5 separate regions of the Mus musculus genome follow, and regions 1, 2, 3 and 5 are each linked to region 4. A link is a loop called in an ENCODE intact Hi-C map of the cell type or tissue named here. Cell type or tissue: heart. All regions are shown on one strand. Links, peaks and the distances in the headings refer to the core of each region. The heading gives the core; the rest is flanking DNA. Region 1 holds the start of Rn7sk (RNA, 7SK, nuclear). Region 2 has its middle 25 kb from the start of Klhl31. Region 3 has its middle 48 kb from the start of Klhl31. Region 4 holds the start of Gclc (glutamate-cysteine ligase, catalytic subunit). Region 5 holds the start of Lrrc1 (leucine rich repeat containing 1).

Evidence for each region. A loop is a pair of places that touch in the nucleus more often than their neighbours do. Peaks named below come from ENCODE experiments on the same cell type or tissue, not always from the same donor. Only the 100,000 strongest peaks of a DNase experiment are listed, where the experiment ranks them.
Region 1: it touches region 4 in a loop (2.9-fold over the local background); 2 of 42 quality-filtered maps call a loop at or near these places.
Region 2: a loop joins it to region 4, with 2.9 times the contacts of the local background. A loop is called at or near these places in 3 of 42 quality-filtered maps.
Region 3: a loop joins it to region 4, with 1.9 times the contacts of the local background. A loop is called at or near these places in 4 of 42 quality-filtered maps.
Region 5: a loop joins it to region 4, with 7 times the contacts of the local background. A loop is called at or near these places in 12 of 42 quality-filtered maps.

Annotation. Positions count from the first base shown.
Region 1 is chr9:78,174,131-78,180,570 of GRCm38, reverse strand. It overlaps Rn7sk (RNA, 7SK, nuclear), which reads left to right and starts at 4,938; the gene lies at 4,938-5,269. C920006O11Rik (RIKEN cDNA C920006O11 gene) reads right to left here and starts at 4,657. Exons shown (of 4, transcript NR_040401.1): 1 at 4,536-4,657; 2 at 3,829-4,000; 3 at 3,478-3,572; 4 at 1,689-2,746. In heart, for the core only: CTCF peaks have their summits at 1,257 (motif pointing right) and 3,944; DNase peaks (open chromatin) are centred at 3,930, 4,640 and 4,990; H3K4me3 peaks cover 1,423 bases; H3K27ac peaks cover 1,509 bases.
Region 2 is chr9:77,608,388-77,614,827 of GRCm38, reverse strand. No RefSeq gene overlaps it. Among named protein-coding and RNA genes, the nearest start is that of Klhl31, 25 kb to the left of the region's middle. In heart, for the core only: a CTCF peak has its summit at 3,828 (motif pointing left); no DNase peak of the experiment used is centred there.
Region 3 is chr9:77,681,887-77,688,326 of GRCm38, reverse strand. No RefSeq gene overlaps it. Among named protein-coding and RNA genes, the nearest start is that of Klhl31, 48 kb to the right of the region's middle. In heart, for the core only: a CTCF peak has its summit at 3,222 (motif pointing left); no DNase peak of the experiment used is centred there.
Region 4 is chr9:77,753,055-77,759,247 of GRCm38, reverse strand. It overlaps Gclc (glutamate-cysteine ligase, catalytic subunit), which reads right to left and starts at 4,713. Exons shown (of 16, transcript NM_010295.2): 1 at 4,289-4,713. The coding sequence starts at 4,438. In heart, for the core only: CTCF peaks have their summits at 2,928 and 4,392; a DNase peak (open chromatin) is centred at 4,707; H3K4me3 peaks cover 2,493 bases; H3K27ac peaks cover 1,619 bases.
Region 5 is chr9:77,541,509-77,547,807 of GRCm38, reverse strand. Lrrc1 (leucine rich repeat containing 1) reads left to right here and starts at 2,956. Exons shown (of 14, transcript NM_001146048.1): 1 at 2,956-3,343. The coding sequence starts at 3,185. In heart, for the core only: a CTCF peak has its summit at 3,646 (motif pointing right); DNase peaks (open chromatin) are centred at 2,877, 3,687 and 3,867; H3K4me3 peaks cover 3,010 bases; H3K27ac peaks cover 2,576 bases.

The sequences.
Region 1 (6,440 bases), core at 1,028-6,027, 420 kb before region 4:
TGAGCCTAAGGGATGGTTTTGTGTAGGGCCCCTATGCTTGCACACTGGGGATCAGACCTCTACCTTCACCCATGAGGCTTGCTTGCAGCAATTAAGATCTGGCCATAGGTTCATTAACATCCTGGCCTTTTGATGCACCTGCCGCAAGCAAAACACAATCTCCCCAGGTGTGGCTTGGCATGATTGAGAGGTAGTCAGTGATAAGACTCCCTGGGCATGTCACCAACCTAAGACAGGGATCAAACCAATGCTGTTTGTCACCCAAGGACGGGTAAGGGGCATGGCTGCGGGGGGCTATCTACAGACATTCTCTCTGCCAGAAAAGAAAAAAGGGGGAGATGTTAGGAGCAGGTGTGGCGGCAGTCCTAAAGGCGCCAGAGACTGCAGCTAAGTCGTATGACTTGCACCTGACTTCCTCATATAAGACACAAACATCTTGAGTGCTGCGCAGGTGTACCAGGATACAGGTGAATCCAATTTGATGGAGATTTGCCCCTGCTGCCCTGATTAGCTGAAGCTGCATGCCTGGTGAGGTGGCGTGGCCTGCTGTGCGTGGATGGGAACTGAGAGTATAAAAGGAGTGAGAGGCCCAGGGTTCGGGGGAGATATAAAAACAAGGGAGATATAAAAACGAGGGCGATATATAAACAAGGGAGATATAAAAACAAGAGAGATATAAAAACAAGGGAGATATAAACAAGGGAGATATAAAAACAAGGGAGATATAAACGAGGGAGAGATACAAACAGGGGAGATATAAAAACAAGGGAGATATAAACAAGGGAGATATATGGAGAAAGAAGAAACAGGACTGAATAAATGTGTGCAGAAGGATCCTGTAGCAGCGTCGTTCTTCCTGGCCAGTTGAGCGCGCGCAAGATACCACAATGCTGAAGGTGGTTTTTAAAAGCTTTTTTCAACTTTAAAATTCAGTGGGGCACAGTGGTATGTGACTTTAATCCTAGCACTCAGAAGGCAGAAACAGACAGATTTCTGTGAGCTCAAACTAACCTTGTCTACATAGTAAGACTTTGTCTCAAAAACAAAACAACCAACAATAGTAGTAGTAGTAATATAAAATAAAATTCTATGATCAGTCTTTCCAGAGATTACCAAATTACACAAAAATTTCCATAGATTTTTCTTGAAAGGAGACAGAACAATATGTAGGGTACTCCTTACCTGTTGTCAGAACTTGGGCCTGGACATTTTCTTTATTTCTTTTATTCATTTTATGTATATGGGTGTTTTGTTTCTGCACTCCAGAAGAGGGCATCAGATCCCATAGTACTATAATTATAGATATTTGTGAGCTGCCATGTGGGTGTTGAGAATTGAACTCAGGACCTCTGGAAGAGCAGCCAGTGCTCTTAATGGTTGAACCATTAAGCCCCTGGTCTGGGAAATATTCAATATAAGAAGGAAATTGTTTCTGAAACCGGCAGTCACACCCTGATGATGACTGCTCTGGTTGCTGGCGTTCCCTCCCTGTTATTAGTCTATTCTGAGATTTGTATGAGAAGCGCCTCACCCTTGTAGGTATTGCTGGGACACGTCCCCACTGGCAAACTGTGTATAGACTTTGTTCCGGTGAGTACAGTTACGAACAAAACTAACAGGAAACCTCTTTTCATTTGCCAGTGATCTAAGAATCTGATCTGAGGGCCAGAAAAAAGAAATCCCAAGGCTATGTCTTCATTACTTTTTATTAATGAAAATCTTCCAAAATAAATAAAATAGATTATAAACAGGCAAACACATCAAAAGCGAAGCATCCATAGATGGTGAAGTCCGAGAATTCTGGTCCAAACTTCTAACACAGCATTTACTTTCCCAAAGAAAAGAAAAGGAAGGCAGAATGTTTGCAAGTTTCTCTTCTAGAGACAAAACGGTCTGGAGTAGAATCATGTCTGCAAGACTCAGCTGATTCTGACCAAGACAGTTCTGTCCGTGGCCCCTTGAAACCTGTTTGGTATAAACTGGTGACCTCACACAAACTGACTGTGATCCTGAGTCGGTGCAGAATCCAAGGTAGCTGAAACTCTGGTCTTGTCCTTTTATTCCTCTCTAAGCATGGTTAATTAAGAGGGTACTTTAGAGTGAGTTCCAGGACAGCCAGGGTGATACAGAGAAACCCTGTCTTGAGAAGAAAAAAAAAAAAGGGTACTCCCGACTCTACGGCAGGGAGAGGGGGATGGGCTCGAGAGAATACAGAAATGGAATCATCCTTACTTATCTGCTGTAGGTCAGGATGAGACCATGAAATTGGGAAGAAAAAATTATTTCTTGGCTTGCATTCACTGTACTCCAGGGATGCATCTAGAAACACACCTCCTAGACTAAATTAGACCCGATGAGTCCTAGGTGTCTTGGGAGGGACAGGAGTGATCTAAGAAGTCCAAGTTACAGGTTGTCCCCACTGGTCCACCCCTCTCGTTTCCCATTTCTGTGAACATTGGGACTGATGGCAGTAACCCAGACCTGACTTTAAGTCAGGCAACATGTATATATAGGGGTTTGTAAGAATAGATTTTTTTTTTTTAAATCAAAGAGAGACAACAGGTAAGGGAGATGCCCTCTACAATGAACTCCTGCGTGCTCACAAGCAGAAGCACATGTGTACACACATGTGGGGCAGTGGGCATGGGGAATAAAGGGGTCGGAGAGAACCCAGGTCCTGTCAGAGTCCCAGTGCTCCTTAACCATTGTTTTCCAAGGAGGTCATTTGGATATCCTGTTCCTCCTGCTGTGACATTGAGAAAAGCAAAGAAACACCTGTTAAAACAACAACAACAACAACAACCAACCAACCAACCAAACCACAAATAAACCAACACAAACAGTTCCCCCAATCACAAGGTAGAAATCGGGCATATCCAAGGCATAGGACTTTCTGTGAGATAAGGGACTAGACTCAAGAGCCAAGGACAAGGTGGGGGAGGCGGGAATTATTCCCAGAGAATCCTCATTGATGGTCTCAATAATTACGTCAAGGGGTTGAAACAAGGAAAAGGCTGAGAAACCATCCTAGCCTTGGGGAAACTGAGGAAACATGACTAGATACACTGTGGGATACTGGATTGGTAAGAGGACTTTAGTAGAAACACTGAAATCATAATTAAGTCTGCTGCCCATTTACTTGCACACCAGTAACACTTTTCTTCTCAGTTTATCATGGTTATGTAAGGCGTTAGCACCCGGGAGGACTGAGGGCTCTGAGGTTCAACTTTACAACATTTTTATAAATCTCAAGTTATTCATAGTGTAAAGTCTACAGACCTTGTTTAGAGCAGCACCGAGACACATTAGTAAAAACTCCGCATGAGACAGACTGCTTTGAGGATAAAGCCTTGCAGATTTTTTGGTGGGTGTGATAACCTTTACCCGTTGGAAATAAATACCAAATCGTGGCACTCCCATATGAAACTATGTTAGGAGGAAAGACTCCCACAAACCAAGAGGAGGCAGGAGACATACCAAGCACACCCTAAAGCTGCACACATCCGGGTAAGGGCTGCACACAGAGTTATGCAATGTTTTGTTTGCTTGTATCTGAAAATCTCCACAGGAAGCTGAAGAATAGAACAAAAGCAAAACTTGCACTCGCAGGCCAGGAAACAAGGCTTCCAACCGTGCAACGCAGGTACAGAAAATTCACCTAGAGGGTGTATAATCAATAAAACTGACAAAATTTACATTACTTCCCTTTGTCCTTATTACCTGTTATCCCTCGTAGAAACCAAGGGTAACTTAAAAGGGGTAATGAATCCCGTTAATTACATCTTAGTTCAAAGAAAAGTCCCTAACAGGAAGGATCTTATGGCTGACCCGGACCAGTAGTGATGCGAAGAGAAGGCGTATTGTCTGGCTAATTTGTGAAAATACGGTGGGCTGGGTACAGCTCCAGCGGCAGCTAATGCCCGTCTCACGAACTCCATGCGACCTCTACTGTTAGGACAGTGGAGCTTGTGCCTCGACGTCACGATGGCTTTCGGCCTTTCTGGAAAACAAACGAACCAAACTAAACCAAAAACCAAACAACAAACCGAACAAACAAAAAACCCGAACGCAGTACAGAGCGGTAAAGCAAAGTCCTATCTTCATCCCAATTTTCTGGACATAACTGAATGTTCAGGATTTGGGAGGAGTGTTTTATTATTGTTGTTGCGTTTTCCCTCGCGCATTAAAAAGATGCCACCATTTTAACACGTGAAAGAAAGGACAGAACCCTTAGCCTTGGTTTTCAGTGTGTCACTTTCACATTCCGATTCAGGGAAGCTGGGGGGCATTCGTTGTAAAGGTATTAGCCTAGCAGTGCACATTATAAAGTTCTTGGACTTTGAGAAACTCAGGATTTTCCAAATTTAGCTACAAAGGGCACGGGAAGCCAACGGAGGGCCGGGTGCATCACACTGTTCTAGGAATTAGCTTTTTACTCGCTTCGGTGTGTCACTTCGGCCACAGAGGGAGACAGACGATTACGGCCCACGGAAGGCCGCGTGAGTCTCGTGAAGCTGGAGATGCGCTGGGTCTACCTTTCGCCGTCCGCTCCGCCTTGGCAGAGGCGCCGACACGCACCGAAGGCAGAGAACCCATCTCGTATGGGACCGCACCGGACACGGGCGCCTGGGCCAGGAGCAGAGCCGGGCCGTAGAATAGACATGGCCGTCGGGGGCGGGGCTTCGGAAGGTTTAACCAATCCAAACTGTTGTATTTTGCATAGCCCCAAAGCATTTTGGTTAACAGTAAAAACATCCTAAATTTAAGTATTTTAATTTAAACTTAGAACGAAGCGAGTATAAAAAGGATTATTTAACCCTAAAACGGATTCAGGATTTGTTATAATATCAAGTACAGTCGGCTACATAAGGTCACCACATGTGTAAAGTTACAAAATTCTATGGCCTTATATACCTACCAAGAGCCTGCTTACTCTCGGATGTGAGGGCGATCTGGCTGCGACATCTGTCACCCCATTGATCGCCAGGGTTGATTCGGCTGATCTGGCTGGCTAGGCGGGTGTCCCCTTCCTCCCTCACCGCTCCATGTGCGTCCCTCCCGAAGCTGCGCGCTCGGTCGAAGAGGACGACCTTCCCCGAATAGAGGAGGACCGGTCTTCGGTCAAGGGTATACGAGTAGCTGCGCTCCCCTGCTAGAACCTCCAAACAAGCTCTCAAGGTCCATTGTAGGAGAACGTAGGGTAGTCAAGCTTCCAAGACTCCAGACACATCCAAATGAGGCGCTGCATGTGGCAGTCTGCCTTTCTTTTGTAGTTCCTGCAATTTAATTTTCGTTTAAAACTTTATTTTATTCTTTAACTTAAAAAAAATATATATTTTTATTTTTTTAATTGGGTATTTATTTCATTTACATTTCCAATGCTATCCTATCCCAAAAGTCCCCCACACGCTTTCCCACCCACTCCCACTTCTTGGCCCTGTCATTCCCCTGTACTGAGGCATATAAAGTTTGCACGACCAAAGGGCCTCTCTTTCCACTGATGGCCGACTATGCAGCTAGAGACAGGAAAAAAATTTTTTTTTAATTAAAAATTTTTTAAATCTTTAAAAATTCTGTTATGTTAATAGATGTAAATAGAGATGTAAATATGTTTAAAAGGTGTGTGTGTGAGAGAGAGAGAGAGAATATGAGTTCAGGTGAAGGTTCCAAGCAGTCGTAACAAAGATTCTGTCTGGGAACAGTTCTACCCCACCTCTCTCTTTCTTCCTTCCTTCCTTCCTTCCTTCCTTCCTTCCTTCCTTCCTTCTTCCTTCCTCTCTCTCTCTCTCTCTCTCTCTCTTGTTTTAAACATTTATTTAGTTACTTGTTTGTTTGTTTCAGGTTTCCTCTGTGTGGCCCTAGCTGTTCAGGGACTTTCTCTGTAGACCAGGGTAGCATTGAATTTAGAGATCTGCCTGCCTCCCAAACTCTGGAAATAAGAGCATGAGCCTATTTACCAGTCCCTGCTTAAATTTATTTATTTAAAAAAATGTTATTAGGACAAATGCTATTACACTCGAAAAGGCAAACACCCAGGACAGGTAGGCTGTAACTTTAAGCTGCTGAAGGAGGAAAATGGAGAAGGTAATGAGCAAAGTCATCCCATTTAGTCTAGCACGGATAAGTGGCTTCATGGTGGGAGAGGGAACTTTAGAGAAAGAGTAAGAAGACCCAAAATGCTGGGGAAGCCCAAGCATTATGGAAGCATGCTTAGATTAGAAAAGAGAGAAGAAATCACACTTTTCTGTATAATTTAGAAAAGCAGGCAGATTGGTGACCCTGTAGACTGACATTCTGAAAATGAAAAGACAATGTCTCATTGTAAGGCTAATTGTTCTGCCTCATTAGCATGAATTACAGTAAACTCCCTAGAGTGGTTCTTTCACTGAGTGATTGACTTGGCCCAACTAGCTCATCAGGTTCTATTCTCTTGACCAGAA
Region 2 (6,440 bases), core at 917-5,916, 150 kb after region 4:
CACTGTTGTTGTTGGTTTTTTTCCAGAAGATTTGAGTTCAGTTTCCAGCACCTGTGTGGTGGCTCACAACAGTCTGTAACTTCAGTTCCAGGAGATCTGATGTCCTCTCCTGACCTCTGAATACATTTGAATTCTTGAGGTGCACAGACATGCTTATAGGCAAAAGACATATACATAAACTAAAAGTAAATAAATCTTAAAAGCAATTTTAAAAACATGAACACATACATACATAATCTTAGAAATCACAAATGAGAGAAAAATGTTCATTTGTCTTTAGGAGCCTGGCTCAATTCACTTAGTATGATTATCTGCAGCTTGTCCATTTTTTTATGGACACGTAGAATTCCATTGCATAAAATACTTGCTTTGGCTTATTCCTCTGTTGTTAGGCAGTTGGTTTAGTTCCATAATTTAGCCATTATGAAGAGTCCTTCAATAAACATCAACGTGAGTATCTTTGTGATGTGCCCATTTGGAATCCTTCAGATAAATACTCAGGGGCCATGCAACTGGGTCCTGCAGAACTATTTTTCGTGCTTTGAGAACCCTCCATAGTGAGTTCCATAGTGGTTGAACTTGGTTGCTTTTCCACCAGAAGTGTATAACGGAATCTCTTGTCCATATCCTCACCATCATTTTTTCTTATTTGTTTTCTTGGTGAATACCATTTTGACTGGGGTAAAATCAAGTTTTAATGTAGTTTCAATTTGCATTTCTCTGATGGCCTAGTGAAGCTGGACATTTTCCCATATACTTATTGGCCATTTATAGTCCACCTTTGGAGCGTGGTCTGCACATTTCATTAGCCATTTTATTTATTGTTTAGTTTTTTGGTTTTAGTTCTTCGTATATTCTAGAAATTAATTCCTTATCAGATCTACAGTGAGCACAGACTTTCCTCCCTCTCTCTAGGTTGTCTCTTCAACTGCTTCTGTTGTTGTTGTACAGCAGTTTTTAAGTTTCACGGGTCCTACTTGTCAATTTCCGTTCATATTACACTCATTACTTCCTTTAATCTCCTTTTGATACAAAATGTCAGAAGCAGTAGTAGCATAAAAGTATACAAATGGAAAATATACATATATTTTCCACTATAAAAGAAAAAAAAAGCTGTGGGTGGGGGAGCAGCTGGTGAGATGGTTCAGTGATTAAGACCACTGGCCGCTCTTCAGTTACCACAGGGCACTTCACAACCATCTGTAACTCCAGTCCGAAAGGATCCAATGCTCTCTTCTGGTCTCTACAGGCACCAAGCATGCATATGGTACACAGACATACATGCAGGCAAAACACCCAAGGCTGTGTGTATCTATGTAAGCATCTTTATGTACCGAAATATCTTTACTAAACAGAATCATTCCAAGCATAAGGGTTGGTTGGCAACATGTTTTGTTTTGTTTCACTTTAGGGCACCAGACTTGCCAAAGGAAAATACAGAATTCCCAGTTAAAATTTTAATTGCAGATAAAGAATAGGTTTTTATAACAGAAAATGCACCAAATACCCCAAGATATATTTATTCTAAACAATCACTCTCTATTTGTGATTATTAATCTACACTTTAATTTGATTATATTTCTTTTGTGTGCTAAGTAAAAGGTCTCTGTTTAAATGCAAGTCCAGATGTCTCCTGAAAACTCAGAGTCCTTTGTAGGATGTACTCGGTCTTCGCAAGAACCTGTGCATATCCTGAGGCCCATCATTGACTGAGATCGCATGCTCTATCTGCTGCAGTCTGCATGCCCTGTGCCATGGCTGCAACCATCTGAATTCTTGACGCCAATGGCCAGACATTGTCTCTGGTGCCCCACCATCTCTAAACCAAGCCCATGGTCAAAGAAACACATCCCATCTAGATTCGAACAATACTGATGACCAAGGCAACACAGCTGCTTGTTTCCTCTATGTCTATGACACTAGAACACACACATGGGAGATTATTTTGTGATTTTTTTTTTTTTTAGATACAATGTATTTTTCAATCTTAACATTCCACTCTAGTGGCAAATTCTCCGATTAGGTTACATTTTCATTAGAAATGGTGAGTGTTCTTATATATTGCCCAGTTTGAGGCAGAGAAATTTGAGAGTAATTCACTTTAAGAATGAATTTCTCCTGGGTAGGCTTTTATTTGTTTTTCTGAAAGTCCAAGATCTAATTGTCGGACTTAAATGATGCCATTTAACAATCAGACTTTGGCCCCGAGGAGCAGAGCCAATATTGTACTGATCACAATAAAGTGTGACTCACCTCGTAATTTCCAATACACCCTGGGAACCAGAAAACTGAAATAGGGAAAATGTTAACAGTCCTTAGATAGCTGCTGTTAAATCCAGAGAAAGTGACTCATAGGGATTTAGTTTCCCAGGAGACACAGGTGAGTGCAATTAGCCCCTAGAGGCAGAGGTGGTGATTGGCGAGTGGAGGGCAGAGAAAGGGCCTGTAACACTCTATCCCAGGCTTTGCTGGTCACTGCTGTCCTCACTCCCATTCTCCCAACTCAACAAGACAAGCAAATCTTTCATTTGACTCCAAACTCACTTCTGCTGGACCCGGGAAAATGGTGATAATCTGTACGTATCAGTGTTCCATGATTCTGTCCTGTAAGTGGTCCCGTAAGTGGTGCTACGTTACAGTCTGGGACATTAACTTTGAAACCCTTGGCATGCCATTTCTTGGTCTCCATTTTTCAGAGAAAAGCTGTTGCTCCTCTCTGCTAGGGACTTCTTGCCTGTTTAGTCTTCTTGAGCTTCAGTGTGTCTTACCATCTTTGCTTTGTTTTCCTGATGTTCTGGCACAGGTACACAGGTAAAGGCAGGTGCACACACGTGGAGGCCTGTTAAGTCTCAAACCCTGGTAGGCCTTAGAGTTACACAAAGTAGGGGAACCCTAAGACTCCTTACACAGAGTCAGGCCACCTTCCAATGTTACACTGTCGAAAGGCCAGGTTCAGGAAACTCTTCCTGTGGCAAAAAATACAAAGAAAACTGCCAATGGAAAAAATGATAATAATAATAATTATAATTTCTTCCTAAGAACCTATCATCCTGGGCCTGTTTTTTTTTGGGGGGGGGTGGAATTCCAATTAACATTTTCCTCTCCATTCGAGAACTTTTAAATCTAGAACTAAGAGTAATGTCAGGGGAGAAACACTCAAGGATGCGCGGGCATCGTATCTGGAAGCAGTTTTGATCAAGTGCTTGAAGGCCGTCCAGTGTGAGCTTATACAAAAAGATAACCAAACGTTTTGAGAAACAGTATTCCAAAGGCTACCAGGTATAGAGCAGAGTAACCAAGCATGAGACACACAGATACTATGCTTATTTTTATCTATTAACTATAAAAATAACTATTTATTTTCATATTAAAAGGATAGGTTTGCAATTCTGGATCTTAGCATTTGTACCTAAGAGGATGTGACTGTGGATACAGTAATTTAAGATTCCCTGTCTGTGAGAATATATTCTTCCTTACAGTTTCATTAGGTTGCACACAAAAATGTAAAGATTAGAAAAACTTTAAAAATTAAGAGTATAGAGCTTATAAACAGAAGGATGAAAAAAACATAATCCAGAAGACATCAGGGAGAGAGAACACATGAAAAGAACCATATATTCAGTGCATAATATATACTATAAAAACATCCTTACATAACCCAGTACAATAAATACACACAGTGAAATCTTTTTTTTAAAGTAACAAAATGGGGGCTGGAGAGATGGCTCAGAGATTAAGAGCACTGGCTGCTCTCCCAGATTATCCTGAGGTCAATTCTCAGCAACCACATAGTGGCTCATGACCACCTGTAATGAGATCTGGTGCCCTCTTCTGGTCTGCAGGCATGCATGCATGCATGCAGGAGGAATGCTGTATACATAATAAATAAATAAATCTTTATTTTTTTTAAAATAACAAAATAGAGGCATATATGAATAAATTTTATCCATGACCACAACAAATACAGTCTTGTTTTCAAAACCTCAAAAGGGAACCTATCTATAAAGTGCCTCCAGTCTTGCAGGGTGGCCTTGAAGTAGTTCCCAAATGGCACAAAGCTTGGTGGCTACCTCCTGTCACACTGAACAATCACTAAGGCCAGGAAATTGAACACAGGTACGTAGCAATGGGGGGAAGGGGAACTGGGGGTAGCAACCAGAAAGTCCCAGATGCCAGGAAAACAAAAGCCTTCCCAGGACCCCACAGGGATGACATTAGCAGAAATACCCTCTTACACGCGTTCTCAAGACCGGCCAGGAAGAACGCAACAAACCGGAATCTTCTGCGGCAAAACTTTATTGCTTACATCTTCAGGAGCAAGAGTGCAAGAGAGCAAGAGCTCTATTGCTTACATCTTTAGGAGCCAGAGCGCAAGAGTGCAAGAGCAAAAGCAAGAGAGAGAATGGCGAAACCCCGTCCCTTTTTAAGGAGAATTATTCTCCGCCTACGACGTATTACTCCCTGATTGGCTGCAGCCCATCGGCCCAGTTGTCGTCACGGGGAAGGCAGAGCACATGGGGTGGAGAACTACCCTTGGCACATGCGCAGATTATTTGTTTACCACTTAGAACACAGGATGTCAGCGCCATCTTGTAACGGCGAATGTGAGGGCGGCTCCCCACAATACCCCACAAAGGGGAGGGAGAACTCGTCAAAACCATATGCAAAAGTTAGGCATGGCCCTCAGGGTTGAGGGATGGGGCCACCCACCCATCTCCAAATTTTTAACCCAGAATTGCTCCTGTCTAAAGGAAACACAGGGACAAAGAGTGAAGACGGAAGGAAGGGCCATCCAGAGCCTGCCCCATCCCCCATTTCTAAAATGAAAGTTTAAGGTCCTAAATCAGAGCCAAACATCCAAAACTGGGCTTTCCTGTTGCAATTTGTGTGTCCTCTAAGAAAAGCAACTAGGGGTCAGGACTCACTGTGACCCTGCTACGACTGAGTTTTTGGTGACTGCCCATTGCGGGGCACTCACTGTGAGTGAGTCTTTCACTTGTGTGCTTAGAGATCTAAAAACCACATGGGATTTTTTTTTTAACCGCTAACTGGGATGTCCTGCTGTGGTTTGAACTCAGAGACATCAAGCCTCCTGTTTAAGAACAGTGTGTGTGTGTGTGTGTGTGTGTGTGTGTGTGATAAAGCTGGGCTTCGTTTTGTTGACTCCTTGGTCTCCTGTTGATGCGGAGGCCAGTCTCCTCTATCCGCAGGGGATGAGGATCGTATGAGACATGTTTAGGAATCACTGTCTTCCGAGCACACAGATAGAGGCATGTTCATGCCCCTGGAAGATGAACTCAATTCTATAGCTTCTCTCTCCTCCTCCAGATGTCAGAGAATGGAGCTGGAATTCCAACTGTCCAGCTCCAATATGGCCAGCTCTTCTGTCGTCCCCCTTCCTCACCAGAAGCTGACAGAAGTCCTGCTGAGAGTCACTGCCTTTCTGGAGTTTGAGTCCCGGCAAAAGAACTGTTCTGACACTCGGGAAATTTCAGACTCCTCAGTGTATGTCAGGAAGGTGGACATGGGGATCAAATGAGTTCTCTAGTATGCTTCAAAGTGTTTGAATCAAGCTATGTATTTAAAACAAGTTAAGTTGGTGGTTGCAAATATTGTCTTAATAAGTAGAACCCCCCACGGAGGGCAATTCTATAACATTTACCAAAATTAGAAGGCTTTTTGAATTCTGTATCACTGGCATGCCAGTTTCACGTCAGGAATTTTTTCTGCATGACATTTTCTATGTGTAAGGTTGGTTATCAGAATAATGCCCAATTTTAAAAAAAATGAGAGAAATATTACATATCAATAGAAGACTGATTAGAAATTATATTATATTTGCTGCTTTGAAGCCCCACAGTAACTGAGACACTTGCACATGTGTGGCTGGGGACGACGCTGGCTGGTGCAGTTCTCAGGAGCAGAGGGAAGTGGAGGACCCGCGGGGGAGTGAAACCCCACAGTCGTTCCAGCCTCTTAGCTTCCTGATGATGTGAGCGGTGATTCTCAGGAAGAAGCTGACAATTTCTTCAGTTGGTCATGGTAGTACATGCCTTTGATCCCAGCACTCAAGAAGCAGGTAGATCTCTGTGAATTCAAAGCCGGCCTAGCCTGGTCTACACAGTGAGTTCTATGATAGCCAGGGCTATTTAAAAAGACCCTGTCTCAAAGAAAGGGGGTGGGGGGAGGCACAGAGATTGTTGAGCTGTTAAAGGCTAGGCTGGAAACCAAAGCCTCAAGAAATTATAGCAGTTCCATAGGAGGGAATAATATGCAGCTTTAAAAATTGATGATGATTTCTGTGCTTTGCAGGACATTAAACGATGCGCAGTGGGCCAGTGAGATGGTTCAGCAGCTAACGGTGCGTGCTGGGCAAGCCTGCTGACCTGAGCTCCCGTCCTGTAGGACAGAACTGACTCGGTGCACAAAGTTGCCCTCTG
Region 3 (6,440 bases), core at 824-5,823, 72 kb after region 4:
ACCAACAACACCACTCTAAAGAGGTGGAAATCCCCCCATAGTCCGTAGTTGACCCATGATGTAAACAAACAAACAAACAAACAAACAAACAAACAAACAGCAAATGGAAGGACAAACCTCAGTCTCTCTCTTTGAGCAAGCGTTTCTTTCTAATTGTCTAATTTACTAAAACAGGGAAAGTAGGGAGCCATTTAGGGGTATTTTTATTTTCAGTTTGTGACTGGAAACAGCCCTAAACTGAATTCCCTTCTTGCTTTTAAGATGCAACAAAACTAGGGTATCTGGGTCCAAGCTTTCTTACAACAAACGCATCTCATTTTTTTAATACTTGCATAGAATAAGGCCCCCCTGGAGTCTTTGAAACAAAGCCATAAATCCACAAACCTGATCCAACTTAAATGTTCCACATTCAAATGCAACAGCAGAAATTAGTATGTAAACTAGAAAGGAAAAATCAAAATAAAAACAAAAAAACAAAAAAACCCTCAGTGTCAAACACCTAGAATGTTAAAAGTGTTGTCTATATATGGTTTATGTATGAGTTTTTTTCATTGCGTGTGCATGTGCGTGTGTATACAGATATGTGTCTCCCACACAAATGTCTTGATTTTTTTTTCTTTCAAAACTGCTCTCTTAGTACTACATTGTCAGATATGGCAGCCATAGGCATGTGTGGGTTTGAATACTTTGTTTTCACTAAGTATAATTCAACTTATGCCGCTCAGTCGCATCCACACTCTTCTTTAGCGTGTTCATGGACCACAAGCACCCCGTGCTCCCATTACTTGTAGGAGACATGTGTGGTGGGAGTCCTACAATCAGAAATGCTAATGGGACACACTGACATTTATTTTTGGTGTTGTAAGTACAGTAGCACATAATGAAAAGTATTATCTCTCTCCTTTTTTTTTTAAGCAGTCTATTTCTTACTCTCCACTCCAATCTATTTAAGCTCTCTGCACTCAGAATGCCTTTGGTAGTAGTTTAATTACGTCTAGGTGCCTTCCATTCTTTCTTTCTCCAGCTTCATTGACAACAGTGGCCAGCTAAGAAGCCTTCATAAATTTACCTTCTTTCAACTAGCTTGTACACACAGAGTTAATTAAAAAAAAAAGTAAATGTAAAATCTCTTCTAAAACCTAGAAAAACACCAAAATAAAAGTTGAGTAAAGGGCTGAATAGACAGCTCAGAAGTCAAGAACACTGTTTCTTCTTCTAGAGGACTTAGGTTCAATTCCCAGCCCAACATGGTGGCTCACAACCATCTGTAACCCCAGTGCCAGGGTGTTGGAAGCTTTTTAATGACCTCCAGGGGCACCCCGTAGATATATATTGCAGAGACACCCATGAAAACAAAACACCCATGCATAGAAAATAAAAACAAATAAATTGAAAAATAAATAAACAAATTGGGGGGCGGGAAGAGTTGAGCTAAATCCTACTAGAAGAGAAATACCCTAATTAAGAGCCAGTCCAAATGCTTGCTTACTTTTTTTATCTCAGAAATGAAGATATTTCACAATGGGAAGAACTTGATGCACTCTTAATTCTTTTTAGATATTTTAACACATTTATCGTCGTCTGCCCACAGTTAAATTGATGAGAAGAAATCTTAACCTTTGTTATTTGTGAATCAAGGGTTGGAAACAGAATCTTTGCAAGTACAATCAAGCTGAAGTGAGGTCATTATGTTGGGCTCAAATGTGATATGGTGATGTTTTTGTAAGAAGAAAATTTGGCCCTGGAGACCAAGAGAGTAAGGAGAATGCTATTTGCAGACACAGAGGCACACAGGGAAAAGCTAATCATGAGAAAATGGATAGAGATTGGAATGATGCATCTATAAGCCCAAGAATGCACAGGGTAGCTACCTGACAGCTGCCAGAAACTGGGAGATGAACACATAGAAGGAACCAACCTTGCTGGATTCTTAATGTCGAGTTTATAGCTTCCAGCTTCTATGAAAGAGCCTAGTTCTCTCATTTCAGGCCTCCCAGTTGATGGGAATCTCAGGAAACTCACGTACTGCACCGTGGCCAAAGTAAGCCAAATTCTGTAATGTGCTAGGAACATTCTGGTCCTTGCTGTTTAGGGATGTCAGTGGTGAGAGCACAGTTAGTAACCTGGCGGTCTTGGCAGGCTATTTCTTTTCTCTGGTTTCACTTTTATTTATCTTTCATTAAGATAATCTGGGGCTTCTAAATGTCAAATGGAAAGTGGCCATTCTAACTTTTCCTCTTTTTGTTGTGTGAATCCAGGGCTATTGCCAAGGGCAGTTTGGCAAACTGTCAAGCACTGATAATATGACTGACAAACCTGATATGTCAGCGATTGTTCTACTGTATTAGCTTTTTTGAGTACCATGAGCTCATAAAACATAACAAAGCATTGTACTGTCTAAACTCTTCAGTGTTCATGTAACTCCTATTGTCTTAGTTTGTGCCTGTCAGAGGAAGCTTTCTGATGTCTTTGTTCTCTTTCAATGCCCTTCCCCTTAATTTGATCTATATTTGATGACTCAAATGGGAATAATACCATGTACCTGGCATATCAGAAGCATACATACGCACTGATAAAAGCAGTGTTTCAGTGTTATACGCGCCTAAGAGGCTCACTATAGAGTCAGAGGTAGGACATTTTTGCAGGAAGCAGTATTATAGTAGCTAAGATGTATCGCCTTGATCTCTAGCTGTTTGACAGAGGACAATCCTTTTCATTAGATGACTGAAATCCTCATTGTTGAGCTAAGAGGCCAAATGATGGTCTCAGCTAAGATTATGAACTCAGGTTATATGGCTACAAAGTCTTTATCCTTGGCTTTCTGCTGGGATATACTCTATACTAACCTGAACATTGAATATTTTCTTTATCAAAACCCAATGTTTCCAGTATCCTTTTCTCAGAATGCAAAATCTGGCTCTATAGAATGTGTCAAGGTTGCAGGATTTTTCTTGTGTTTAGACACTAGGTCTTATAAAATGTCACTCAGCTGGTTGAGTGACTAGGGCCACGTGGGTACCATATAAAGTTACATTTTCTCCAATTCAGTGAGAGCACCCGTAAAATCAAATTTAAAATAGTAAAACTGGTTATTGGCAAGTTTGTCTAGTTATGTACTTATGTATACTTGAAAAGATATCAAGGTAGAGGATGTAAGCCCAGTACGTCTTTTGGGGAGCACCTACATTCTAGCACCACCTGCTGTCAAAATGGCCAACAGAAGAAAGATTGAGACAGAATTGCTTCGAGGACAAGGCTGAAATTCCACCTACCTCACATTCCTATGTATAATAAAAATGTCCTGAAATTATTTTCATAGATAATATAACCTCTAAAATACATAATTGAAAAGGTGAATATAAAGTCAAGTAATGCATAAAGAATAAATATAAGGAAGGGATATGACAATGTCAGTCTGTTCTTCATTGCCAGAGGCAACCGTGGCAACGTCCCATCAAATGCTCCCTCTCATTCCTGGGATCCCTGAGAATGCGGCTACAAATGTATCCATCCCTGTCCTGATGTAGGGGTGAAAAGCTCACACTCATACTGAATGCGGCTACAAATGTATCCATCCCTGTCCTGATGTAGGGGTGAAAAGCTCACACTCATACTGAATGCGGCTACAAATGTATCCATCCCTGTCCTGATGTAGGGATGGAAAGCTCACACTCATACTGAATGCGGCTACAAATGTATCCATCCCTGTCCTGATGTAGGGATGGAAAGCTCACACTCATACTGAATGCGGCTACAAATGTATCCATCCCTGTCCTGATGTAGGGATGGAAAGCTCACACTCATACTGAATGCGGCTACAAATGTATCCATCCCTGTCCTGATGTAGGGACGGAAAGCTCACACTCATACTGAATGCGGCTACAAATGTATCCATCCCTGTCCTGATGTAGGGATGAAAAGCTCACACTCATACTACATGTGACCCTGTCACAGATCTGATTTTTCCTGGTGATGAATATCTAGGTGACATCCCAAAGTGGGGAAAAAGTTACTCTTCACTTGATTAAATGAGAATGTTGTCAACAAAACATATAATTTCCCTTATGTTAGGGCCATTGCAGAAATAGCAAAGGATAATGGCCAATATTGTTAGCTTAGATTGAGAAATACTAATGTGCTAGCTAGTTTTTTTTGTTAATTTGACACACACAAGCTAGAGTCTGGAAACAAAACCTCGACCGAGAAGACACCTCCATCAGCATAGTCGACAGGCAAATCTGTGAAGACACTTTTCTTGTGTGATGATATGGGAGGGGTTCTCACCTACATCAGATGTGCCAGACCTAGGCAGACAAGGCTTAGATGTTATAAGAAAAGAGGTAGTGTACGCCATGGAGAGCAAGCCAGTAAGTGGCTTCTGTTTCTGTTCTGCCTCAAGGTTCCTGCCTTGAATTCCTGTCCTGACTGCCCTTTGTGGAGGACTGACTGTGGCCCAAGAGGTGTAAGTTGAAATAACCTCTTCCTCCCCCTGCTTGCTTTTGGTCAGAAGCAGACAGCAAATGAGTACAGCTAGCATTGCTTAAGCACACTTCTGGATCTCCCTTCACGGATGTTCTCAGGACGATTAACCAAAAGGAAGAGCCACCCCGAATGTGGGCACCACCATCCCAATAGTCTGGGAAGCCAGAAAAAATGAAAGGGGGTGGGGAGGAAGAACCGTGCTGCCAAAGACATCCTGTCTGCTTCCTGTCTACCGTGTGATGCGCCCCATTTCGGGCTCATTTCAATAGAAACAGCCAACTAAGGTCTAAAGCCTTTGAAATTCTGAGTCAAAATAAACACCTATGCCACATATTTACCACATCTGTGATAAAAACTAATGTAGACGATGTGGATCACGAATGTGAGTTGTGATGGTGAGTTTGTTTACATGGTCTTATTTACGTATTCATTTATTTTTTAGTTAGCATAGCTAGGCTATTTTCATGCATGTGTATTATTGGACTTCATGTCTAATTACTATGCTTTTTGCAAGCCTATGTCCCCTCCTCTCACAGGTCCACTTCCTGCTTTCAAAGAGCTCCCCCCCCCATTCCCACTTCATGTTATGTACTATGTGATATTTTAATTTTAAATCTCTCATTACTTTGTTTTTCTCTCCTCTACCCGCCTTCAGGCCCCTCCTCCCACCACCCTTCCACACTTTTATTCTTATATCTTTCATATATAAGTGTGTATATTTATGTATTCATGATATACATGCATATATTCCTCACATAAGAAAAAAAATGTGGTATTTGTCTGAGTCCAGATTATTTGTTGACCATGATGATCTCCAGTTCCATTAATTTTCCTGAAAATGATATAATTTCATGCTTAGCAGCTGAATAAAACTTTGTTGTGAAGGGCTGTGGAGACAGCTCAGCTACTGAAATGGTTGTTGCTTAAACATATGGACCTGGTTTTTAGACCTTAGAAGCTAGGTTGCAGGTGCCTTCAATCCCAGGGCTGGAGAAGGGAAACCATAAGATCCTGGGACTCACTGACCACCCAGCATACTCTTAGTCAGCGAGCTTCAGGTCCCAGTGAGAGGCCATGTCTCAGAAATAAAGTGGATGGTATCTGAAGGGTAATGACACCGAGGCCTCTCATCTTGGCCTCTTTGGCCTCTATATCTTGTACTTGTTCACACACGTGCATACACACACATACACACACACAAACACACACACACACACACACACACACACACACACCATGCAAAGCTTTTCCAGCTTCTAGTAGTTTAGTTTATTTCTGGGCATTTAAAATTTTTAATTATTGTGGTTATTTACCTCTTTGGATAAGTTCATCCCTAGATATTTTAAATGAAGCTACTGTAAGAGATACCAAACACAAGTCTTTTCTATTAAACACTGTGCAACTTGTGTTTAGGACAAGGAGTTAAAAATTTCAACTCCCTCACTTTGTAAGACTTTTATGCAAATGTTTTAGTCCTCTCCACTGAATAAAATTGTGAGGTCAGACCCTAGTCAGTGGGGAAAAGACACTGCCATCACCAGAGTTAGAATAAAACCCAAATGCACTTGTTATCTTGGTGTGTGTTCCCCTTTGCAAGCACACCCTCTCATTCAAGAATAAATCTTGCCATGTCCACTTTCTTTGCCTTCTGAATCTCATTTCTAGCAGTAGTATGAAAGAGATTGTTTTCCTGATTTTTTTCTGATCGTGTTCTAATCATGTTTGTCATGTAGGAAAGATCCTGAGGTTAGTATTTTTTGTTTTTTGTTTTTTATTTTTTTGAGATCCCCTATATAGCTGAGGAAGACTTTAAAAATAATGTTATGTTCTAGTCTAGAGAAATGTCTAAAATAGATCTGAGAAACTGTTTTCTGTGGGGTTTGTATGGAATAGTAGGCATGTTTCTAATAATGTTCATTTAGTCTATACTGTCCTATAACTCTGATGTTTATTTGTTC
Region 4 (6,193 bases), core at 1-5,000:
TAGCTCAGTGGCAGTGGTACTTGCTGAGCATATCCTTGAGACCAAGCAGCAAACTTGGAATAACTCGGTTTGGGGAAGACACTCTGAGAACGAACTACTCTATCTGGTTAAAAACATCTCAAAATATTTGCTTTCTTTTTCCTGCATTTAAAACTTTTTGTTTAAATTTCTATTAACACATACTAATTATTTTTCAAGGTCTCATCTTTACCACATCTGAGGCTGAGATGAAGAAAGAAGACACAAATAGGGCTTAGATAGGCTATGCTCACTCTGATGGTGTGGCGCCAACTACAGCAATAACTGAGAATCTCTACATAGGAGCGGGGAATTAGCTGGTCTTGTGAGAGGTCTCTGTAGGTGAGTAGTTTTAGGATGTAACACTCACACTCAGACCAGAGGAAGGCTTTGCCGTTCTGAGCCCGACTGGTATGGGAAAGGACTTGCCAATGTCCCCTGAGCCTGAGGCTTTGGTCCTCATTCCCTCACAGCTTTATTCACTCCCGCACGTCTTGACGTCGTCCATACATCTGTTTTTTGCGGTATGTCCTGACAGCTCCGTGGCCTGCATACTGTAAGTGCTGTAAAAGGGGATTTGGGAGCATGCCAAGCATTGCAAATATCTAAAACTTTAGAATCAGGTTTCAATTCTGCTACTAAATAACTGAAAAGGCTTGGCCAAGCTGACAGCAATTTTTTTTTCTTTTTAAGTAGTAGCTACACTACAGGATAGTGGAGATTAAACCAAGGGTCTTATGCATGCTAGAAAAGAACTCTCTAACTGAATTATGTCCCTAGCTTTGCATCAGTATTTTATTTGTCTGTTTGTGACAGGGTCTCTCAATGTAGCCCTGGCTGTCCTGGAACTTACTACATAGTCCAGGCTGGCCTCGAACTCAGAGATCCAACTGCTTCTGGAAAGGTGTGTGCCACCATGCCCAGCTTCCTCCAACAGTATTTTAAAATACAAACACTGAGCTATAAACAAAACCTGTACCCGAAGACTCCTCCTTTCCCACATCATCCTCATCGGGGAAGAAGAAGAATTCTGGTTCTTTGGGTTAGAACTTCCATTACCCAAAGAACCATCACAGTAAACGGTGCCCAGAGTTAGGAGCTATCATACTAACAGTGAAATAGGCATGTGGAGAAAACAAAAACAAAAAACAAAAACCCAAGCAAACAAACAATCCTATCCAAACCGTCCACACTCAAACTGTAAAAGCTGTAACTGGGTTCGAGTCCCAACAGTGAGTCTGGCAAGCAGCAAACATGGTTCTTTCTGGTGTGGAGATTTAAACACTGTCCTCATACAAGGAGCAGAATATTTCTGAAGTGGCAGGCTCTCTTCCAAACATAGCTATGACCAGTTTTAAGGCTTGGCTGTAGCTCTTTTTGTTTTTTACCAATCAAGTCTATGTCCCCCATAGATACAATGTCGACCTTCCTAATGCTGAGACCCTTTAATACAGTTTTCATGTTTTGGTGACCCCCACCATAAAATTATTTTCATGCTACTTAATAACTGTAATTTTGCTACTGTTATGAATCTTAATATAAACACCTGATATGCAGGATATCTGATATGTGACCCTCCCATTGTATTTGGTACTGTGCCTATCCAGTGCAACACACCACATCTAAAACACTTCTCCCCGGCAGAGCTAGCCTCATCTCCAGGGCCCACACCACCCACCACACCTTCTCCCTCTTATCTACTTAGTCTGTCTCTCAGTTACTCTCTTCAGACATCTCTGTGTGACAGTAAGTTCCCACTGTGCACAGGGACTTGTGATAACTTCTGCTCTTGTACATAAGGCTGACATCATCTTCTGGGCATGAGACTGCCAGAAGAAATATAAAAGTACCACAAGAGAGGCTAGGTGTGTGTACTCCAAAAGTCATGAAGCCCCTGGAGGGGAGAGACCAAGGCTTCACTGAAGTGTCGTTCAGGAGCACCAGAACGGTGGGGGCTTCTCCTTACCATCTAGGAACTTCTCACAGTTCTAATCCTTCCAGTGTCAGGCTATTTCAAAGGAAACGTCCAACACTGGAAGGTTGGGGGGGGGGGGGAATCAGTTCATAGATTTTTTTTTTTCTTCTCATATGTTTACATTTTTTTCCATTTTTTATTAGGTATTTAGCTCATTTACATTTCCAATGCTATACCAAAGGTCCCCCATACCCACCCACCCCCACTCCCCTACCCACCCACTCCCCCTTTTTGGCCCTGGCTTTCCCCTGTACTGGGGCATATAAAGTTTGCAAGTCCAATGGGCCTCTCTTTCCAGTGATGGCCGACAGTTCATAGATTTCTATGTAACTTATGACAAGAATATTTGCAAAAAGAAATTTGGAAATGCAATATCAGCAGGCGCTAAGTTTTCAAGGGATATTGCTGATGTCATCTAATGTAGGAACAGTGCTAGCCAGGCAACTTACTGTCGGAGGATTACCTGTGGAGTCCAACTTCTCTACAGACCTGCCTAGCATGCTCTGTTCAGGAAGTCTTAACTGTCAGGCAATGATGGTGTACACCTTTAAGCCCAGCACTCAGGAGGCAGAAGCAGGCGGATCTCTGCGTGAGTCTGTGGCCAGCCTGGTCTACACAGTGAGTTTCAGAACAGTCAGGACTACACAGAGAAACCCTGTCTTTAAAAACAGTGTTAATTGGTTGAAATGCTGGGCCCAACATTCTCCCCCTATACAGACAGAATACAAGTGCACAAGATTGCCTGGCTTCTTCAGTCTCCTTGATAAGGATTGTGGGGAGGAAGGTAAACTTGGTACCGACTCTATTCACCAGATCCCGTCACGATGGAAATGTGTGGTACACCTGAGGTCCTGCTCTGCTGTTCCTCTCACACCACTCACTTTACTCGTCTGCCATGGGAAGTCTCTCCAAACAGGCAGTTAGTTGTACATGCTCTTCCTGCCAACAGGGGGAGCGTTTTTTTTTTTTTTTTCTAAAACAGAAAGAAGGATCTGGATCCGGGAGGTTCCTGGTTAGTAGAGAAAAGGCAAGGGGCATGGTGAACCACTGTGCTTCGACTGCACTGAACATCTGCGGATGAAGTTCAACTCCAAATGGTTATAAAGACATTCATTTGTTTTTATTTTTGTCTTTATGGAGTCCTAGCAAGACAGCGAAAAGTAAATTTTTGATTGCTCAACAGTGGCTGGTTCCATGAGAACCTTAAAGGACGCCACAATTTGCTGCTGCCAACTATATATATTTCCTAGTTAGGCCCTAGGAAAAACAAGTGGATAAAACCCATAATATCCCTGCCCTGTATATGATACACGGAACACAAATGAAGAACTGTCAAATGTAAATACACAACAAACTTTGGACTAAAACTGGAGAACTGCCAAACGAGTGTGTCCCTTTCCTGAAAGAAAATGTGGTGATAGACAATTTTTTTTGTAGGAATATATATTAGTCCTAATACTTCCTTAGGCCAAGCATAATTCTTTCAGCTGCAGATGGCAGAATCATCTACCAACATTAGATACAGAAAAACTAACTTTTCGCAAGCTAGTCTATGCCGGTACAGCAACACTTTGAAACTTAGCCCAAGGATAATACTAAACGATAAATACATACAGGAGTGGCACGCTATCTGCCGTAAATGCCAACCCCACACAATAAAGGTCAGACTCAAGAGGTTATTTAACTTTATGTATCTTTTTATCAATGTGCTTATTTAAAAATAGGGGATGCACACACAAAAAAATGTTTTTAGCGTTGCCGCTTTCAGATGGTTCGAACAAATGGGTCCCAGAGATCATGCACAAGTTTTAGCATTGACTGGTAACGCTTAGCTGCTGGCTCTAACCAGTCTTACCTAACCTCTAAGTTGTAAGCATTTACAGTTAAACCGGATAATGAAGTCTCCCGTCTTTTAGGAAGACAACCCCAAGTCCTTAGGTCTAGCAATGTATTTGTTGCAATGTATAACTCTAAAGTTTGCGGACAGATGTGAGATGTGTCAGGCGTTTAAGAAAAAGAGCTAGAGAAAACCGAGGGCCGAAGCAAACACCCTGGAGATTTGAAACGTGATAGCAAGCCAGCCGGGCAAGTCGGTCCTGTACACACTCATCTCCAAGGCGAACAGTGCGACCGGACGCCGGGAGGCAGATATTCACACTCCTCCCGCTCAGGCCCTCCCTGTGTCCGAGCGGCTTGCCTCCCGACAGGAATGAATGAGCCCGAGTGGCCAGCGCCGAGCCCGGGCCGGTGGCGGGGCCGCGGGCGGCCTGGCCGAACAAAGGCGCGCGGGCTCACCTCGTCACCCCACTTGAGCACGTCCTTGTGCCGGTCCTTGACTGCGTGGTAGATGTGCAGGAACTGGAGGATGCCGTGCCTCCGCACGTGGTCGGCGTGGCGCTGGGTCTCTTCCCAGCTCAGTGGCGAGCCTTGGGACAGCAGCCCCATGGCCGCGTCCTCCTCCCGGCCGCAGCTCCGCTCTGGGGGCGCCCTCGGGCCGCGCGGCGGGCGTCCCGTCCGTTCCCGCTCCGGCTCGGACCCCGCCGCGCGGTTGACAGCCCGGGTCGGGGTCTCTCGCCGCCGCCCGGTCTCGCGCTCCCACGCCGGCCCTGCGGCCCTGGCCGCCGCGGCAGCGCTCCACTCGGCGCCGCCGGTGTCGTGCACGGGCTTCCTACTTGCGACCCAAAGCTGCGGCGACACAGAGCATGCCCAGTTCCGCGCCTGCCGCTCCGTGCGCCGCGCTCCAGATTTTATAGGCTGCGGCGGGGGCGGGGAACGAAGCGGCAGGTCGTGGGTGGGGCCTGGGGCGGGGGCGGGGCTGAGGCCGAGGGTGTCCGCGGGGGGGCGGGGCTGTCTGCGAATAAGGACTGAAAAGTCTGGGTCCTAAGAGAAAACTGGGTCAAAAAAAAAAAAAAAAAAAAAAAAAAAAAGGGAGGGGGGGAGAGGGAGAGAGAGAGAGAGAGAGAGCTGAAATATCTGAATATCTGTTCAACTCTGTACTGGTAGAAAGGGTATAAAGTTAAGAGTAATCCTTTTTTTTTTTTTCTTTTTTCTTCTTGGTTTTTCAAGACAGGGTTTCTCTGTGTAGCCCTGGCTGTCCTGGACTGGCTTTGCTGGACTCGAACTCATAGAGATCCTCCTGCCTCCCATGTGCTGGGATCAATTATGTGCACTACCACGCCTGGCTGAGTAATACTGTGTGAGTGTGTGTGCGTGTGTGTGTATGTGTGGTTTTTCGAGACAGGGTTTCTCTGTGTAGCCCTGGCTGTCCTGGAACTCACTCTGTAGTCCAGGCTGGCCTTGAACTCAGAAATCTGCCTGCCTCTGTCTCCCAAGTGTTGGGATTAAAGGCATGTGCCACCACTGCCTGGCTGAGTAATACTTTTTAATAAATGTTGTACGACTCCACATGGCATGGATATGCATAGAGTTGATTGCTGGTTATTTACATGCGTCCATGTATGGGCAGGGATTAGATATATGTATATCATCATTGTAAACCCTGTACGTTAACTATTTGCCAATGGGATCTCTGGTCGGCACAGAGATCACTCACTGTGCAAAAGAGGTCTTGTCTTGTCTTGTCTCCAAGTGTGCAGTGTGAGAAGTTTCTTCAGAAGTTTCCCCACCTTCAGAACCGAAGGTCCATCCAGCGGTGGTCATTCTATTGCTCAGGAGAGCTTTACCCTGAGTGCGGAAGGCTCTGGGAACTGGATTCCGTGGGAACGAAGGGAAGGTACCTTGCCCGAATAGTTATTCGATTAATGTTTTGCAACTGTATAAATATATGCAGTAACTAGATGATCCATTCATGTACAGAGGGCAGAAAACATTTATTACACCCTCCCCCCCCCCACACACACATTGTAACTACATTTTCAACATGTAGTTACTTAGAGACAAGATCTCACTAGATAGCCCAACCTGGCCTTGAACTCCAGGCAGCCATCGTGCCTCAGCCTCCTGAGTGTTGGGATTAGAGGCATGGACTTCCACATTTGCTTTAGATTTAATAGTTAATGAACACTCATCACAACATTCAATGAACACTAATCGATGAATGCATGATAGGAATATTTCCTCATTGAATGAGGCCATCAAAGAGCTTGGGGCCACAGATACTGAAAGTGTGGCTGTGATTTGCACAGTGGAATGCATTTAAGTATGTGCACAGGTTAGATGGCATCTAAAACTGAGGAGACA
Region 5 (6,299 bases), core at 1,300-6,299, 210 kb after region 4:
TACACTTTTAATCTGTTGGTGAATATTTAGTTGTTTCAAAGTTTTGACTAATATTAACCAAATTATGATGGATATTGATAAATAACTTACATCATGGATGGATCATTACAGCAGACACAAAGAATCTTCAAATTGTTTTAAATACTGCTTTCAACAGTTTACTTTCTTGCCAGCAGTGCTTGAGTGCTTGTTGCACTGTATCTTCACTAACACTTAGGATCCTGAGTGGTTTGTTTTGGTTTGTTGGTTTGTTTTACACTCCAGTGGCTAGATAGTGGTTTCTTGTGCTCATTTTAAAATTTACATGTCTGCACTTCTGAATTCCCAGTCATTTCCAGCTTACTGGATGCCACTTTGGATTTGTAGTTTAAAAATGTAATGTTTATACCATTCTACAAATAAAAGTCAGGAAATAAAATAACAAACCATTAATTGCACGTTTTTCATTCTCTCAGGGGAAGGGGTATGTTTTCTTTGTTGCATTTCTGTATCTAGCATGTGTCTGGTGAATCATGTCTACATTTATTATCTGCTGTTATGTAGCAAACACTCCTGAATTATGTGCCCCCAGTGGGGAGTTGGTTCTGAGTTATATAAGAAAGCATGCTCACTAAAGCACAGAAAGAAAGTCAATAAGCAAGACTCCCCCGCCTCCCCCATCATCTCTTCTTCAGTTCCTACTTTGAGTTCCTGCCCTCGCTTACCCCAAGGGTAAGATTGTGATCCTGACATTCAAGCCAAATAATCCCTCATCTCCCAGTGGAGGTTAGTTGTTAACTTGACACAGGGTAGGGTCAATTAGGAGGAGTGAATCTCAATTGAGAAGATGTCTCCATCAGATGGACATACAGGCAAGTGTGTAAAGCAATTTCTTGATTAAAGATTAATTGGAAGGGCACAGCTCACTGTGGTTGGTACCTCCCATAGACTAGTCCTAGGTGCTATAAAGAAGTTGAACGAGCCAGTAAACAGTATTCCTCTATGACCTTTGCTTCAGTTCTTGCCTCCAGGTTCCCATCCTGCTTGAATTCCTGCTTTGGCTTCCCTGAAGGATGGTCTGTGATCTGGAAATGTACGCCAAACAAATCCTTTCCTCTCCAGGATGCTTTTTGTCATGGTATTTATCCCACCAGTAGGAAACTAACTAGAACACAGAGTAGCCGGGATTCAAATCTGATAGTTAAGTCATGTGGATTTCGGTAGTTTTCAGGATCTGCAAAGCAGGTAAGCTGTTCAGAAACCACAATGTTTTTAGACATAAGAAGAAACACGATCACAACACAGAGAAGAATAAGGAATGCTTATTCAGGTTGGAATCCTTAAAAGACCAGACATATGTTAAAAACATACTAATCATTTATTAAAACAACCTAGTGTATTTCTGAAAAACAAAACAAAACAAAATACAACAACATTAAACTGAGTAGCTCAGCTTTCTATAACTTAAAAAAAAAAAAACCAGCTGGAAAACCCACAAAGTTAGTGACGTATCTTCTTGGATGTCTCAATCAGGAATCAGAGTTTTTCATGGGAGGTGGCAGGACATGGGCTTTATACACACTTCTGGAATGCAAGAATGAAGGAGGAGTGGAGGCTCAAAGTCCGCCTCAAGAATGCAGGCACCAAGTCAGGTTAAAAAGTGAAGTCAGCATAGTGGCAGGAATTAGGTACTGGCTGTAACCATCAAGTCTAGGTGATAATCCTGAGGTAAAAACAGGTCAAATTTCCTCCTTCATCAATCAAGACAAGAGATCCTCCTGATAGAGACGAAACCTTTATGTATCTCTCCCCCTCTCCCCCTGGGCAAGTGCCCTGTGCAGTTAAAAATACTGAAGAGACAATGAAAAAAAGTTTCAGAGCAAACTCTGCCTTGGTTACTAAGCAAGCTCAATTTTCAATCTTCTGCATATTGTGATGTTGGTGACTCCAGATTTGAGCTGAGGGAGCATAAGGCTTCCTTTGCTGGGTGGGGAGTCAGAGAAGACTCTTAAAACAGTCTATTAGCTATTGTATTTGGCCTAAAACGGAGTCATCAACTGTTCATGTGGAGTGAGTTTGGTTAGTTTGTATCGTTGACTCTGAAAACAGAAGAAAAGGGGTTCAAATGTCTGGCTGTGGTAACGGGAACCTCTGAGGAGCAAAGGAAGAAATTTGGGGCTCCCCGCCCCAAACTACAGCGTGGGTTGCAATCTCCCCTTTGTAAGACGCAGGGTGCTGTTGAAGAAATACAGGAGCCAGCTATTGGAGGTTCATCTGCCTTCCTGCACCAGTGCTTTCTGTACCTCAGCCCAGGTTAGCCCCCAAAGCACATCTGGCTAAGGTGGAGCTAATGCTGAAGCGCACCTTTGCCATCTCCTTTCTTCTCGGAGCATCTTTTAGAAGATTTTTGAAGACGGACATCCATGCTTTTGTTGGCACCAGGAAGTTGGTGACACGTACATCTCAGATAAGTCCTGCTCACCAAAGATGCTCTCAGGTCGTAGGGCCTGCCAGCGAGTGTGCGCAGACACAGGGCACAAACGGGGGTTAGGAGGAGGGGGTGTCGGAAAGCCAGAACCGACTCCTTCATTACCCCGCGCTCAAGGTACTCGGCGGGGCGGTACTTCCTGACCCCGGAAGAGAAAGTTGTTTTGGGGAAGGGGAGCAAGAAAAAAAAAAGCACGGTGAGTAAAATGAAAACTCCGAAGTTGTTCTGCTCCTTCTGGCCTTCGGTCCCTGCCCTCCTTAGGAGCTTTTTGGGGCGCGGCTCCCTCCAGAATCGCACACTGTGCGACTCCCCGCGGAGGAGAGGACCGCAGGAGCACCGTCTCCCGACCCTCCCGGGAGCCGGGTCTCCAGGAAAACCCGGAGCGGAGCATCCCCGGCCGGGACACGCCCTCTGCGTGCCGCCGAGTGCGCATGCCCAGTGCGCGGCGGCCGCGAGTAGGAAGCGGAGCGCGGCGGAGGGGGCGGTGGGAGGGGACGCTCGCGACTGTGGCGAAGGCGCGGGACGCGGCGAGGGTTCCCGCGGCTTCCTCAGAACGTTCGGGACGGTGGAGTCCTTGCGAGGCGCGAGCGAGCTTGGAGCCAGCAACGAGCTTGGAGCGGGCGGCGGGCGGGGAGCAGCGGGGCGGCCGGGCGGAGCGGGCTCCGAGCCCCGGGCTCCGCGGCTCGGCGGGACACGGCTCTGGTGGTGGAGGCGGCGATGTTCCACTGCATTCCCCTGTGGCGGTGCAACCGTCATGTGGAGGCCATCGACAAGCGCCACTGCTCGCTGGTCTACGTCCCCGAGGAGATCTACCGCTATGCCCGCAGCCTGGAGGAGCTGCTGCTGGACGCCAACCAGCTCCGGGAGCTCCCCGAGGTGAGTGCCCGCCTCACCTGGCGCGGTGGCCGGGTCCGTGCGCTCCTCCGCTGACTGCTTCGCTCTGGGAGACTCTGGCCAGCGGGGTCCCACTACTGCCCTCAGCCCTCCCTGTGCCCCCCTCCCCTGCTTCCCGATTAAACCCATCCTCCAATAAAAGTTGTTTTTCATTTATACCGAAAGACTTGGTATTTAACAAGTAGTTACATGGCTAGTGGAGAAACGTTCTGGTCCACTAAGTGGCTTAGATCCACGTCTGGGAACTAATGCCGGTTAGGTGAGAAGCCAGGTAGCTCACACTGTTCCCAGCTGGGGGCGACCATGCGCCCCATCACGCCCCGGGGCGATCGGCTAGCAGCCAATTCTCCAGCTAGTGGCTTGGAGCTCCTCATTTTGGGCTAACGCAGGTCCCAGAGGATGTGGGGACCCAGCAGCGCGAAAGTAAGCTTTAGTATATCTTGGCATCTGTAAGGAATGTGCTCCGGGCCTTATCTCTGTGGGCTATGCCCTGGAGAGATGGCGCTTGGTCCGCTTCGGTAGCCCCGTGGCCGCATTGGGGTGCTGGGCAGGAGGAGAACTGCTGCAGGTGCCCAGGTTCCCGCCGCTGGTGCACTGCGTGCGTGGACCTGTTGCGTGGTTGGAACTGCGATGAACGTGTGTAGTGGCTCCCGCTGCGAGTCAGCCCTGCTTGCTGCCTTTCCGCCACCACAGAGCTTGCTTGGGTCTGTCCTATCACTAATGCCATATCTTTTCAGAGTTGTTTATGAAAATTAATCATCTGCCGCACCGAACTTGGCCTGTGACAGATACTGATTGTGCTTCTAGGCCCTGCTGGGGTTAGACGCTGAACTTTTAACCCTTGAATTTGCCTCGGGATTCTAGCTTTAACTGTTAAGGAGGACGCATCCTTTACCCAGGTGTAAGGAGGAAGTAAGCCAGTGGCAATCCAGAGGTGCAGGAAATGGAAGTCCGCTGGGAGGCCCGGAGAGAGCCTAAAGGCCCGAGCCTCGGAATGCAAGTACCTTGTTTGTCCTTTGTTACCGCTGATGATGTCCTGCCATTTTCAAAGAAACTCTGATCAGATGTCTGGTTTGTTGGAACACGGACTGATAACGATCGCCAGTGCTGACAGAGTTTAGAAAATCACAAGTGTGTTTCTCTCAACATCTCGAGTGAAGTTCGTCTTGAATTAACTTTTCTTGGTTCCCATGGCCTCCTCTGTGTAATCACAAAGATTACCCTCACTCGGATCTCTGCAGAGCACCCCTCCCAGCCCTTAATTTAATTCAGTAGGAAAACCACCCAGATCCCTCAGGCATGTATTATTTTGCAGGCATTTTCAAACACATGATCTGGTTTTTAAGCTTCGCTGTGTTTTACTTAAGTGGGAAGCTCATTGCTTTAAGTTGTATAATTTTTGAAATGTAGCAAATGTTGCCTAATGCTTTGCAAGGGATTTGAAATAAAGTTACTAAAAGACTTAGTAAAAAGCTCTTGACTATAAACTTTGCAGTGCTTTCTGTAGACTTTGTGTTTATTGTGGAATTGGACGATTTCTTTGGGTTGGATTGGCTTTTCACTCCTTTTTGGAGTTTGTTAGATTTCCTCTAATGCTGGAGTTTTTGTTTTTTTTTTGCTTGGCGTAGAGACTCAGAGTTTTGGAAGTGTCAGGTATTTCTGCAGATGGTACATGATAACTCAGAGACTCAAAATTAGGTCTGATGGCATTCTGTAAATACTCTAAATAAACATTTCGAAACCAATGGGTGATGGCCTTCCTTATTGCTAAGTATTGCTCTAATAGCCTTAAATCAAGGTCCTGTAAAATGGATTCCTCTCTGTCTCATCTCACCCAGACTGTTGGGTTTGTACATGCCAGACAGGAACAGCAGCTACCTTGAAAGTCTGTCTGTTTCCTCAGCCTTTCCTTGGGCTAGCCATTGTTCATGTTGGAGAACTCGTAACTCATGGCTATCGCTCCCTGGTGCGTCTGGCTTCTAACTCCAAGCGCCTGTCTGCTCACCACCATCTCACCCCTCTTGCTGGAAGGCTTCAAAGGTTCTTGGTGTGCTGGCGATGACCGCTGTCTGGTTCATTGCCTGTAATTTGGGAGCACATCCGAAAGGTAGGTATACACTCTACCTGGGCAACAGGCTTTGGGATAATGATAGATACCTACACTCCACTGAAGGGTCTGCCACCTCTCATTTGCTCCAGCATTTTCATTTACAAATTGAGACACAGAATTGCAGTGATTTTTCCTCAGGGCTCTGCACTTTGTTAGATGCAGTGTTTGGCTACCTCCATGTATTGAAGTGTCAGACAACTGCAGTCACACTGAACACATAGGATGAGTCTGGCCTGTCTGCTTCTCACACCCATGAAACCTGAGCTGTTTAGTCCCTCCTTTTTTTGAGTCATGTGACTTAAACTTGGCCTTGTTAAACATTTATTGCGGTACCATTCCTTACTAGTTATTAGGAATATAGAGATTAAAGAAGCTGTGATTCTTATGAGCTGTTCCCAGTCTTGTGGGGAGACATGACTTAAATACTGATGTGAGTATGAGGTGGCCCGCCAGCCACAGACATGTTGGTAATAACTTACCTAATGTACGACCCAGGAGCAGTCGAGCATTGTGGTGGCTTCTCCGCAGTGCAGGTCAGGATCCTTGTCTTGAGCTTGCCTTTGGTTGGGTGACAGTCATTCTGTCTGACTGCTGCTAGATTCATCTGGCTTCAGCTGTCCCTTCACTAGATTCTTCTGTTGTCTGCACTAACAATCTCACTCTTACCTCCTTGAAGTGCCTGCCCGCCTCTGTTCTCCCCTGTAAGCACGGGAGCCCCAGCCCCGTGCCCAGGAGGTCTTGCTCAAGACAGTTACTTTTCTAGAATTTTCTGTCATCTCCTCTTGGCCTTTAGCTAACCTGTTGATTGTCCGATGGAAGTATTTCAAA